Linked DNA regions of Homo sapiens: regions 1 and 2 are each linked to region 3. A link is an interaction called in ENCODE POLR2A ChIA-PET data of the cell type or tissue named here. Cell type or tissue: GM12878. All regions are shown on one strand.

What was found. ChIA-PET counts read pairs that join two places held together with the same protein. Peaks named below come from ENCODE experiments on the same cell type or tissue, not always from the same donor. Only the 100,000 strongest peaks of a DNase experiment are listed, where the experiment ranks them.
Region 1: POLR2A ChIA-PET joins it to region 3 with 18 read pairs; 2 of 35 experiments call an interaction of 5 or more read pairs at or near these places.
Region 2: POLR2A ChIA-PET joins it to region 3 with 81 read pairs; 3 of 35 experiments call an interaction of 5 or more read pairs at or near these places.

Annotation. Positions count from the first base shown.
Region 1 is chr7:28,538,181-28,542,180 of GRCh38, reverse strand. All of the region lies in intron 4 of CREB5 (cAMP responsive element binding protein 5), which reads right to left. Among named protein-coding and RNA genes, the nearest start is that of CREB5, 130 kb to the right of the region's middle. In GM12878, no CTCF peak of the experiment used is centred here; a DNase peak (open chromatin) is centred at 2,430; H3K27ac peaks cover 1,103 bases.
Region 2 is chr7:28,570,684-28,574,683 of GRCh38, reverse strand. The region is part of intron 5 of CREB5 (cAMP responsive element binding protein 5); the gene reads right to left. Among named protein-coding and RNA genes, the nearest start is that of CREB5, 160 kb to the right of the region's middle. RefSeq lists silencers at 575-624, 1,199-1,493. In GM12878, no CTCF peak of the experiment used is centred here; no DNase peak of the experiment used is centred here; H3K4me3 peaks cover 932 bases; H3K27ac peaks cover 2,374 bases.
Region 3 is chr7:28,477,637-28,481,636 of GRCh38, reverse strand. The region is part of intron 1 of CREB5 (cAMP responsive element binding protein 5); the gene reads right to left. Among named protein-coding and RNA genes, the nearest start is that of CREB5, 67 kb to the right of the region's middle. In GM12878, no CTCF peak of the experiment used is centred here; DNase peaks (open chromatin) are centred at 16, 1,886 and 2,825; H3K27ac peaks cover 2,787 bases.

The sequences.
Region 1 (4,000 bases), 61 kb before region 3:
AATGAAACTTACTCTTCGGTAGTTGTGAAGATTAAACAAAATAATATCAGTTAATGCTTAGTACAGAGTCCAGGTACAAAGTAAGCCCTTGTCAAACGTTGGCTACTGTGATGACATCAGCTGCATTTTTATTTTCTTTGCTTAGTGGCAAACAAGCATATTTGATAACATAAGCCAAAACTATAAATAGCTTTAAGTCACACACTAAGGAATTTAAGAATCATGGATCCACAATAAGATTCTCCATAGAAACAAGAGAGAATGGTCAGGATAGCCCTAACCTTTGAATTGAGCATAAAGAACAACAACAATGACCTTTTCAACCACAGTAGAAGCCATTGAGACAAAGTTGTTAACTGGTTAAGTAAAAAGTTGAATAAAGGGGAAACACCATAAACATGACAGGTGTATATTTTCAACATCTTTTTAACTTGAAATGTGTAAAAGCACCTGACTGCCAATCTTTTGATACAGGACTAAGGTTTTGTTTTTTGTTGTTGTTGTTTGTTTGTTTGTTTTTTGTGATGGGGTTTTACTCTGTTGCTGGAGTGCATGGTGTGATCTTGGCTCACTGCAACCTCTGCCTCCCGGGTTCAAGTGATTCTCCTCCCTCAGCCTCCCAAGTAGCTGGGATTACAGGTATCGGCCACCACGCCCAGCTAATTTTTGTATTTTTAGTAGAGACAAGGTTTGCCATGTTGGCCAGGCTGGTCTGGAACTCCTAACCTCAAGTGATCCACCTGTCTCGGTCTCCCAAAGTGCTGGGATTACAGGTGTGAGCCACCGCACCTGGCCAGGATAAAGGTTTTTTCTCTGAGTGGGGTCTGCTGACTGGGTTCTGCGCATTCTTTCTTCCATAAGCCACACTCCTAATATATGGTCGATGACTTCTAGTTTTAGATTTTTAACAGTAGAGCAAGAACGTAAAGACCAGTGAGAGTGCAGAACCTGTGTGTATTTCCCTAAATACTTTCACAAGCTTTTATACTTCTCATCCGTACTTAATTTAATAGCATTTCTAAGAGTTTCTCCTGTATCATGTTTTTGCAAGCAATCAAATTAGGTCTTTCTTTTCATGCTCATATTTTATTCATTTACGCATTATTTAATTAAGTTATTGAGTTACAGCAATAGACACAACTAGTATTGACAGTTTGGAAATACGTCTGATGTTGGTAAGCACAGGACAGGACTGGTGGTTGCAAGCATTCAAGGTGGCGTGGGTATCAGTGGGTATGTTTTCAAGAGAGAATGAAGAGCATCAATTAATTCAGCAGGTGGACTCCATGTGGGTCCATGAAAAGAAGCTCTCCCACATGCTCATGGGTATCATGGCAGAAGGAGGTAACAGGGATGAAAGCGCCCTAGGTGTCTTTTACTGCAAGAGCTCCTTTCTGACCTTCTTACAATCACACCTTACTTTCCTGATCTCAACTCTTCTTTTCCATCAACACCTAATCCAACCCTAAAAGCTATCTAAGACCAGGGAGGAAAACAAATATGCCAGAACAGAAAAAGAGCAATTTTTAATATAATCACAGAATTTTGTGACATGAGAGTAATGGTGTTACTTCTAAAGGCTTACAATAATTACCTAATGGAATGGTATAGAAGAATTCATTTGGATGTGTGGTGAGAAGATGTGGGCAGAGGCAGCCCAGGGGAAATCATGAAGCCTCCTCCCGTATCCCTTGTGCAGCCTCAGACTACTGTGCTCTTTTACCCAGCACTTCCAAATATAGATGCCTATTAGAGCTATCATCTCCTCCTTCCACCCTGCCCTCCTCAATCTAACTCAAAACTTGTTCTTAGGAGCCAATCTAATAAACTCATTCACCCACACTATTAACAATTAATGGGACTTAATATTATTTTTCCCAAGGGATTGTATATTAGAACCAATAAACAAAGTATCAAGATGACATGTTAAAAGAATAAATTTCAAATTGTGGATTTACAGGGCACCCAAGGAGATTTAGGATACTCAGAAAAATTATACTAGGCCCTTTGAAATCACATTGAGCAAAAGACCAGGTGGTCGATATTATAAAATAAGCTGAGAAACTGGTATGGTTTTGGAAATGCCCTTTATAAAATATGCTAAAGTCTTCAACGTTCCTTAAAAATATAAACTAGTCTCTCAAGACTCTAGGCTTGATGTCAAATTTCCCTGAAAGACCCCACATTACACGTGTACCATGCATCCTTGGAAACAGCCATAACAATTTATGCCCAATGAATGAGAAAGAATGTTGATTTCACTTGCTTTACAACTTAGGCGATGGTGGGCTGGTTACCAAAAATGTCTGTGCTTATTTTCAAAACTGATACCATGATGGTTCATCAACCACCATTTGTTGAGTTCCCACAAGGTGACGAAGGCAGGTTTTGTCTTTGGAGGATGTTAAGGGCTGGGAACCTTGACATATGTTCAGCCCTCAGGGACTGTGCCTTTACTCAGACTGAAACTTAGTGACTGAGGTTAGGCTAACCTACTGATTAGGGAGCAGACCTTCCCATGGCCTGAAGGCTGTAGGAGTCCAAAGGCAACACCTGAAAATGATGTCAACCACAAAAACACTTAATTGCAAAACTATTACTTCTTTTATTTGTATAGAATAAAATATGAGCAAGGAATATAGATGTGAACCAGATAACAGGCTGTTGCTAATATCTTGAGAAACAGGCTTTCATTCAAGTCTTTTACCGATTTTGTGCCTAAATTCCCTTATTTGTAAAACACAGAAAATAATACTTACAGTGTCTTGGAAATTCTGTGATACTTAAGTGATATTTAAGACATAGGCCTTAAAGTTTAGCAGCAAGTAAGAGCAGACAGCCAAGGTGGGCTGGTGACAGGCAGTGGATGTTTATATTTGATCCAGCAGGATAATCAGTCATAATTTTAATCAACTAAGTAATAACAGCTAACAGTTCCTGAGTATTTACTATGTGCCAGGTACCATTCTGAAAACCTTTAAAGAATTACCAAATTGAATGGTCACAGGACCTCTTTGAGGAAGACACTGTTATTATCTCCAGTGTACACAAAAGAAAACTGAGACATGTAGAGATTAAGCAACTTTCCAGTGATGTATGCAATAACTTTCCAGTAGATGTATAGAAAGATGTCGAACTATTAAAGTAAAATACCATAGCAGGTTATTAGTTTCAAGCCATAATGTATGTCTCAGCAAACAGCAGAGAATTAAAATCATACTAAATACATTCTCCTGATCACAATGGAATTAAGCTAGAATCAATAATAGAAAGATATCTAGAAAATACCTAAATGTTTGGACTTGAAACAAGATGCTTCTATATAACTCATTGGTTAAAGATGAAATCACAGTGAAAACAGACACTATTTTAACTGAATGATAATAAAAACATAATATATCAAATTTGTGGGATACAGCTAAAGTTGTGCTTAGAAGGAAATGCACAGCTTTAAATGCACATATTAGAAAGGAAAAGTGGCTGAAAATCAATGATCGAAGTATCCATCTTAAGAAGTTACAAAAAGAAGGGCAAATTACACCCAGAGAAAGTAGAAATTATAAAAAATAAAAGTAGAAATCAATGAATTAAGACACAAATATACAATAAAGAAAACTGACAAAGCCAAAGCTTGATTCTTTAAAAACACTAATAAAATTGATCAACCCCTAGCAACGTCGTGAAAGAAAAAAAGAGAAGAGTCATATATTATATCAGGAATAAAATAGGGGACATAGCTACATATGCCACCAAAAGATAAAGACTTTAAGCGAATAAAGGTTTCATCACAAGACAGAGTCCATGTGTCTAGTTGAAATGGAGTAAGAGGCCAGGCACGGTGGCTCACGTCTGTAATCCCAGCACTTTGGGAGGCCGAAGCGGGCAGATCACTTGAGGTCAGGAGTTCGAGACCAGCCTGGCCAACATGGCGAAACTCTGTCTCTACTAAAAACATAAAAATTAGCTGGGCGTGGTGGGGAGTGTCTGTAATCCCAGCCAC
Region 2 (4,000 bases), 93 kb before region 3:
AGGTAAGAAAAAAATATGTAGAATATTTTGGAAGCGTCTCCCATAACCCGTCAGAGCTCTGTACTGATATCCATTCTTGTAGAACTCCAAATTCCATATTATCTTCATTGCTCTCCTGAAGAATTACTGAGTGTAAATTATATACTATCACTTATCCATAAAGAAGAATCAACTTAGTTAAGAAAGCTGGGATCTATTAAGATTATAGCCATCTACTCAACGGATTATTGACTCCTACAAAAATGTCTTAGATGATAAGAAACAAAGAGACAGAGAGAGTGTGTTAACTTCCAGTAGTGCTACCTACCCTTCTGCCATTTTCCCAGGCTTTGCTGACTTGATCCTGAATTAATGAGCCTGTTACATGATAGCTAATAAAAATGACTGGAGGAGAGATACTGTTTGGATTCTGCCACATATTTGGTTCAAGGCTGGATCGATTTTATCTCTATTTAATACATGCTTGTTTTCTGTCTCACTTGTCTTCCCCACAGCCCATGGCTCACTCTTTTTTTCCATCTGGGAAACTTATCTCTGAAAACGCTACCATCAATCAGCCAAAGACACTCTTCCCGGCAGAGCGTCTGCCAGTTTGACTAAGCACAAGTAGTCACTAGTTTGGGGATGCCTCCCACACTCTCCATAGCTGTGTGTTTTTCTAGTCTGCCCAACCACACAAGAGCAATTTGAGATATTTATATTTACCTCTGGTTTCTATTGAGGTAATGGCACTACTTTCACAGAATTGAGCGCAGGGCATGGTATGGATTGCTGTGGTATGGAATGGAAGTTGCACGTGTTGTTTGTCTACTTCCTTTTAACATTACTTCTTTGGATTTTTGCATTTGCACTCATTTTGGTCTGGTTTGGCTCAGTGCCTGTTCAAAAAGCATGAAAATCAAATGCTTATGAGGATGCCTACCCTTTGTCCCCAAAGTCCTCCCTGATAACTGGCACTACTCCCATTTTCAAGTCCTTTATGTTGATAGCTCTCTCAATACATTCAAGCCTCCAAGCTTAAATTTTGTACTGTGAAAAGAGGGAGACAGAGAAGAGCGAAAACTTGGGGTTGCCTGCAGCAGCCAAGCACTGATAGAAGGGAAGGGAAGAGGGGGGAGCAGGAGCCAGGTGGCCCCTTCTCCCACAAAGTCTCAGCCATGAACACACCCGCTGGCCGCAGCACAAGAGCACTATGCGTGGGCACAGGTGGGTCCCAGCCTTTCTGGCTGGATGCAGCTTAAGCACTGAGCCTGAATGAAGACTTTCATTGCTGTTTGCTGTTTTTCTTGGCCAGTAGCCATGGCAAACATTTGCAGGTGGCTTGGCCAGATTTTGACACTTAAATATTTGAGGTTGTGATAAAAATCAGAATATTACTACAATATGGTTCTGTGCAGCCTCAAAAAAAATAAAGTAAAAAAAAAGCTATCTGCAATTTCAAATGCTCATTTAAAGACACAGTCTCCAGAGGGAACTCGTGTTTTCAAATAAGTACTCATTTCCTCTTTCCTGAGAGAAATAAAAGAGTCAACCGTCCCCAAATGTTACCACCTAGAGTTTCATACTGAATCCACTGGTGAGATGGGTTGGGTTATTTCTTGCTGAGTCTCCAGGATCATCCGGGCAAGGTTTTGGATGGAGAAAAATGGAAACGACAAGATGTGTGGGTTTGAATCAACATGGCAAACACACCAGGGAGGAATCTGAATAAAAGAAATAGCCTCCCTCGGGCTTGGCAATGAGACAGAGTCCTAAAAGTGACAATTATCTCCTAGAACACACCAGGAGCGACACACAACACCCCAGGCTGGAGAATAAATGGGAAGATGGAGTGTGTCCAAAAGGCGTCCATACCACAGAAACACCCGCCTCCATCCAGGCATGGTGACACAGCCTACAAATGTCACCCAAATGTACAGTCCTGGGCCAGCTGGGTAAATTATCAACAGAGTCAGCACTCATCTTAAACTTTATTGCTAGCCCTCAAAAGACTGTTTCATAAAGACCAGCTTTGTGCTAACAATGGCTGAATACTAAGGGCCTCCAAAAGGGTAGTTGGTGGGGGGTGGCAGGGAGAGGGAGGCAGGAGAACTCCAGGGGGGAAGGAATGCTGTAAAACTGCTAGTAAACTCTAGCACATTTTATGTTTTTTCCCCTTGAAAGAAAAATAAAATAATTATAATTAGCTGGCATAACTGTGAATTGTCTGCTGAAAGCCAAGCCACTTGAGAGAAGTCCCTGGAGATTTAGATGCTGTCTTTAATGAATCTACTCCACCCTCTTAGCACTCTATGGGTTCTTGATTTAGATAGCAGCAACATTTGCTCTCATGGTCATTTGAGAAGAAAAGAAATCTTTAGCAGAGACACTTACCAACCTAGCATTGACTCCTTTCAACAAAGCCGAGCATTCGAAGGGCCAGGTTAATGTTCTGTTTCTTGAATAGAAAACCAAACGCACCCACAGCAAACTCACAAAATGGTCATTACCCATTACCCATTACTCTCATTTCTTAAGGTGGGTCTTAACGTATCACAGCCATTCCTGGTAAGTTGAAAATGTGAGACAAGGTGCCCCTTCTGGAATATCCTAGGGAGGAATAAGCCAGTGTTCCCTGCAGGTCTGGAATTCTTATAACACCGAAAAACAAGAGGGAAAAGACCTACTGACAAATTGTGGAGCAGTTTCTAAGTTTTTAATTATCACTTCCAATATTTGACTGAAAATTCAAACAGAATGTTGATGCACATACCAAACACAGCAAGCGCCCCTTCTCATTTTAAACAGAATTCTGGAAGCATAGAGCAGCCAGTTCTCAGCGACCAGCAACAGAACTGTATCACAGCTCTTTGGCTTAAAGTTATTACCTTTTCTTCCTAAGAACCCATGTGCTCTTAAATCTTTTATTTCATCTTTACTCTCATGAGGCTGGAAAGAGCAGACACCATCCTCATTCTGGGGATAAGGAAGCTGGGCCAGAGATTCTGCGTTTCTGAGAAGCTCCCTGGAAATGCCCACGCTGCGGATCCTCAGACCACACTTGGCACATTGCGAGGGGCTAGAGCTAACACAGGATACCCAGAAGGGAAAGCTCTTTCCATCACATGACATGGAGTATCTGGTGTTCAATGACAGGATCTTTCTACCAATTTTTCCTCAATGCCTCAGTATTGACCATTTGCATAAATGAGAGAGAGGGGCCTGCTTTCTTTGCTTTGTCTACTCCAGAAATCAGCATGGACCAATGTAGAGGAAGGAGAGGGCTAATAAGGAGGCAGTAACAGGAAGGAGAGGGCTAGTAAGGAGGCAGTTACAAGAAGGAGAAGCAGGGAAGAATAAGCAGAGGGCGGGACGACTGTGGAAATATGGTGGTCCCCCTTATCCGTGGTTTTGCTTTCTACAGTTTCAGTTAATCGTGGTCCAAAAATATTAAAAGGAAAATTCCAGAAATAAACAATTCACAAGTTTTAAACTGCTCACCATTCTGAGTAGCATGATGAAACTTCATGCTGTCCCAAGCTATGCCCCCCAGGATGTGAATCATCCCTCCTGTCCACCGTGTCCACATTGTGGACACGCCCCACCCAGTAGTCACTTAATAGCTATCTCAGTTATCAGATGGAAAACACATATCACACACAGGGTTTGGTACTATCTGCACTTTCAGGTATCCATTGGGCAGCTTGGAATTTATCTCTCACGGACAGGGAGGGATTGCTGTACACAGAAGATGAGGTGATGAGTGTGGCAGCTCCCAGGAAGGGAAGGGCACACTCTGTTGGAGACAAGGCTGAGCTGGTAGAACTTCCCTCCACCATGTTTGTTCTGCGCACTATACTCTGGTCTCCATAACAACCATGGGTTTTCCCACAGTCATCTTAAAGTTCATAAATCTTGTCTGAAGAAATGATGACACAGAATGACTTGCTCCCCACCCTACCCCTACCACCCAAAGTCCAAGATCAAAACAGCTTCTACCAAGCAGAGACTCCTCCCTTCT
Region 3 (4,000 bases):
GGCTATTATTATTTGCAGCTGTGTGACCTTTTTAACCCTGCTTTAAAAGTGACATTTCAGCCCTCAAGCTTGAAACGCCTGAATGCTACAAGGTTTTCAAACCAGAGATTTACACAGGGAACAAGACCAAGAGTGGGGCTGTACCTTATAAGTGAACATTTCACCAGAACTTGGCGTGAAGAGGGTGTGTTCCTGGGCAGTTTAGAGCCAGTAGTCTCCCCCAGAAGGCCTGAACTTGACACATAACACTGCGGTTAAATATTACTATTCTGTTCAAACCAGAAGAATATCCCTGTTCTTCAAAGATATTTGCCATCCCCTGGTATCCCAAAAGCTCAGAATCCTACAACCTGAATCACAGCCCCCTTTGGGATTGCGTCACACTTTATATTATGCTTAGAGGCTGTCAGAAGTTCCCTTCCAATGAGGCCCACTGCTCCCAGGAGGAAGGATTTCCAAACAGCTTTTGTCTCTGGAAACTAACCCGGGTCTTACTTCCCAGAGGGGGCCGTAACAGGAGAGAGTGCTGGGGGCTCACGTCCTCTCACGTACTTCTGCAGAGGTTTGTGGTTTTATTTATGTGGCGTTTATGCTGTGTATAGGAAAACATTCCAGTGGGATTGGGTTTTCATATGTTAGATTCCTCTTTCTTTCTTTTTTTTAAATTTTCCATATGTTTCTTTAGATAGGAGGTCTTTGTTCAAAGTTACTGGCTAATTCTGATTTTTGTTTCACATAATCCTGTCTTATAGCTTTCCTCTCTATGGGTTCAATAGTTCAGAACATACTTGGTAATAAGCACTTGTGTGAAGCATGAGAGGTGCAATGTTGAGTAAGTCGCTGAATGCGTATGAACCGCATTTAGGTCCTTGTCCCCTTGTTACCATGCAGTACAATATACTTTCTTGCAGAAGACATCACATCTCTAAAACAAAAGTTTATTTGACATGTGTGTGGTTAACAAAATACAAGTGTAGAGATTCTTAGGTTTTGAAGGAAATATTGAATGTAACCAAATAATTTAGCTTGTTTCTAATGGGACTAAACATATAACCTCAGAAAACATGCTGACTGGTGGCAAACTCTCTTCCTTTTTACCTGCTCTCACTGTGCACAAAAAGGAAAGAAAACAAAAAAGAAAAATTAGAACAAAACATAGCCAAGGTTTAGGTCGACCCTGTCATCTCTATTTTTCCAGAAAAGAAAGTATTTCATTGTCATTTAAAATAACTGCCCCCATGAACTCCTGAGAGAAAAGACTATGATAGCAACGAAATTCAGTGCAAAACTGGATCTATTCTTCATACTGGTGGAAAGCAGCTTGCCTTTTGGAAAATCTAAGAAAAAGGTCAGCAGTATAGTTTTCTCTTCTCCCTTTGTGCCCTACTACAGTAAAATTTGCCTCTTTAGAATTGGAACACGTTCCCAAATGGTACTACTCTGCCTCTAGATAGATACTTTTTAATGCAGTTTGAGTGCATTTGATTTTTAAACAATTTTCATGTAAAATAAATATCTTTAAATATTCTTAAGAGTCACAACTTTTTAGTCTAGTCTTAGTTTTCTTTTCACACATGCAGATGATTTTTATTGGATAATGTGGGGGGGGGGAGGTTTTGGATTTTTATTCTAGATAAGTATCTATATCTTCAGCAACAATATACATTTGGTCCACCCAATGTACGGGCTGAAGTCATACTCAAAACATCTGAAAATGTGTCTTTTTCTGCATGAATGTGAGCTACCACATGTGAGACTGCATCAAGCCCAGTGATGCCCAAGCCAGACCACTCTGCTTTCGGCGAAACCAGGAAGAGACTATTTCATCTTACTATTAACTCCTATGATTACCACTACTGACTTCCTCTTGAAAGACATTTGAGAATGATGGTATCATACTGGGTGCTTTTTTCCCACGACCCCAGCAGAAAGCTGGGGCATTCCCAGGTTGTATTCTAAAGTAGCCAGCAGTTGTGTTCTGAGCCTGAGACAGCTCACGATGTCCGTTGAACACAGGGTAAAAATATACCGAAGCCTTGATTCAGATTCCTCACACATTCTGCTTCAAATGTCAAGTGTGTGAACATTTGACAGTACTAGGAGGTCACTTAAAGGCCATGTTAAGGCAAAAATCTCATGCCATCTGAAGATTCTCTCATCATTCGAACAAGGTTCTCTTTCTAAATGTTAGCAAAAGGCACATTTCATCTGCCTGCCTAGAAAAGGCATCATTTCCTTGGGTGGCCCAGTAAGGGGATTTGGAAATACGTGAAACCAATTATTGTCTGCTATTATTAGAAGGGGGTCACCCTGGCATTTAGTGGGAAGGGGCCTGGGATATGGGATATTCTGCAATGCACAGAATGACTGGTTCTGTGCAACACTGGAGTCTCCTGATCTGATAGCCAATAGTGTGGCTTCTGCAAGAATAATTAGAGTATAAGTACCCACAACTGCCTCGCCCATGCCACCCAGTTTAGGGTAAAAGGCAGATTAAGAATAACACAACAGGATGAGTGAGACAATGAAAACAAAGACCACATACAGAAGAGGAGATGAAAGGAAGGGACTAAGTGCGTCCCCACCTCTTTATACTTTCCCAAGAGCTCTGAAAAACTCGGGCAAAGTTAAGCTTATGACAAGGCCAGATTCAATGCCAATTAAAACTTTATGAATATTCAAAAAAGTATGTGAAATTATCATTCCCTGTCAGTGTGAGGGAGGGCTGGGGTCTGTTGCCAACATTTAAGCTAAGCATAAGCATACCCTTGCAGGTTCAGTCCATAGAGGAGAGAGATGACTAAGCTGGTATCAATTAGGGTGGCTTTTTCTGGGTAAATTATCTGGTTTGGCCACCTACAGCTCCCACTGTCCAGATAACTTAACCTTTATCTACAGCAGTGTTGACTCAACAGTAGCAAAAGAAAGAGTTGCCCCAACATACAAATATATCTCCTACTCCAATGCCTTACCACTTGTGATAATTGCCTTGTTGATTTTCTATTATTACTGAGAGGACAGCTCCATCATAGAGAATGTGTTTTCCTTTCTTTTTTTATACTTAAATAGAAAACATCACAAGCTTCTAAATTCTGCTTTAACGTTGCTGGCACCATTAGCCCTCCGCTCACAGAATACTTATTAGGGAAACTTTTGCCTCTTAACCAGCTTCTCAGTAAGAAAGCTTAATCAGTCCAAAGGAGCAAAAATACACACACATATACATATTTTTTTCTTTTGGCCTGTTTTCTTATTGAGAAGTTTATATATAATATATATAAATATGTATATATATTCACACACTTTACAGGGATCCTTTCATCCTGATAAACAAGCTCAAGACTCAAAACTCATGCCTAGCTCGTATTGTACCATGAGGAGGATACTGATCTCATAAGGAAGCAACTACAAAACTCTTGGCCCACCTTTCTGCACAAGGTTCACCAGAATGAAGGATCATTAAATATGTTTAAAGTGCAGAAATAAGCCGTGTGGGGTTTTGCGGGGTTTGTTTGTTTGTCTGTTTGTTTTGAGACATGGTCTCTCTCTGTCACTCAGGCTGGAGTGATCACAGCTCACTGTGGCCTCAAACTCCAGGGCTCAAGGGACCCTCCCACCTCAGCCTCTCAAATAGTTGGGACACCACAGGTGTGCACCACCACACCCAGCTAATTTTTTACTTTTTGTAGAGATAGGGTCTCCCTGTGTTGCCCAGGCTGGTCTCAAACTCCCGGGCTCAAGCAATCCTGCTGCCTCATCTTCCCAAAGTGCTGGGATTATAGGTGTGAGCCACCATGCCCAGCTAATAAGCTGTGTTTTGGGGGATTCCTAGATTATTTCCATGGACTAGAAAAGTCCTTCATATCTTTCTCAACTTCCTACTAAACAAAGAATCACTCACTAAAGCCTGCAAATCCACTAAAACACTCTGGAAAAAGCACATGGAAGGAAAAGGCCTTTTCCTTGAACCCCACCACCCACGAGAGGTTAACACTGTGCC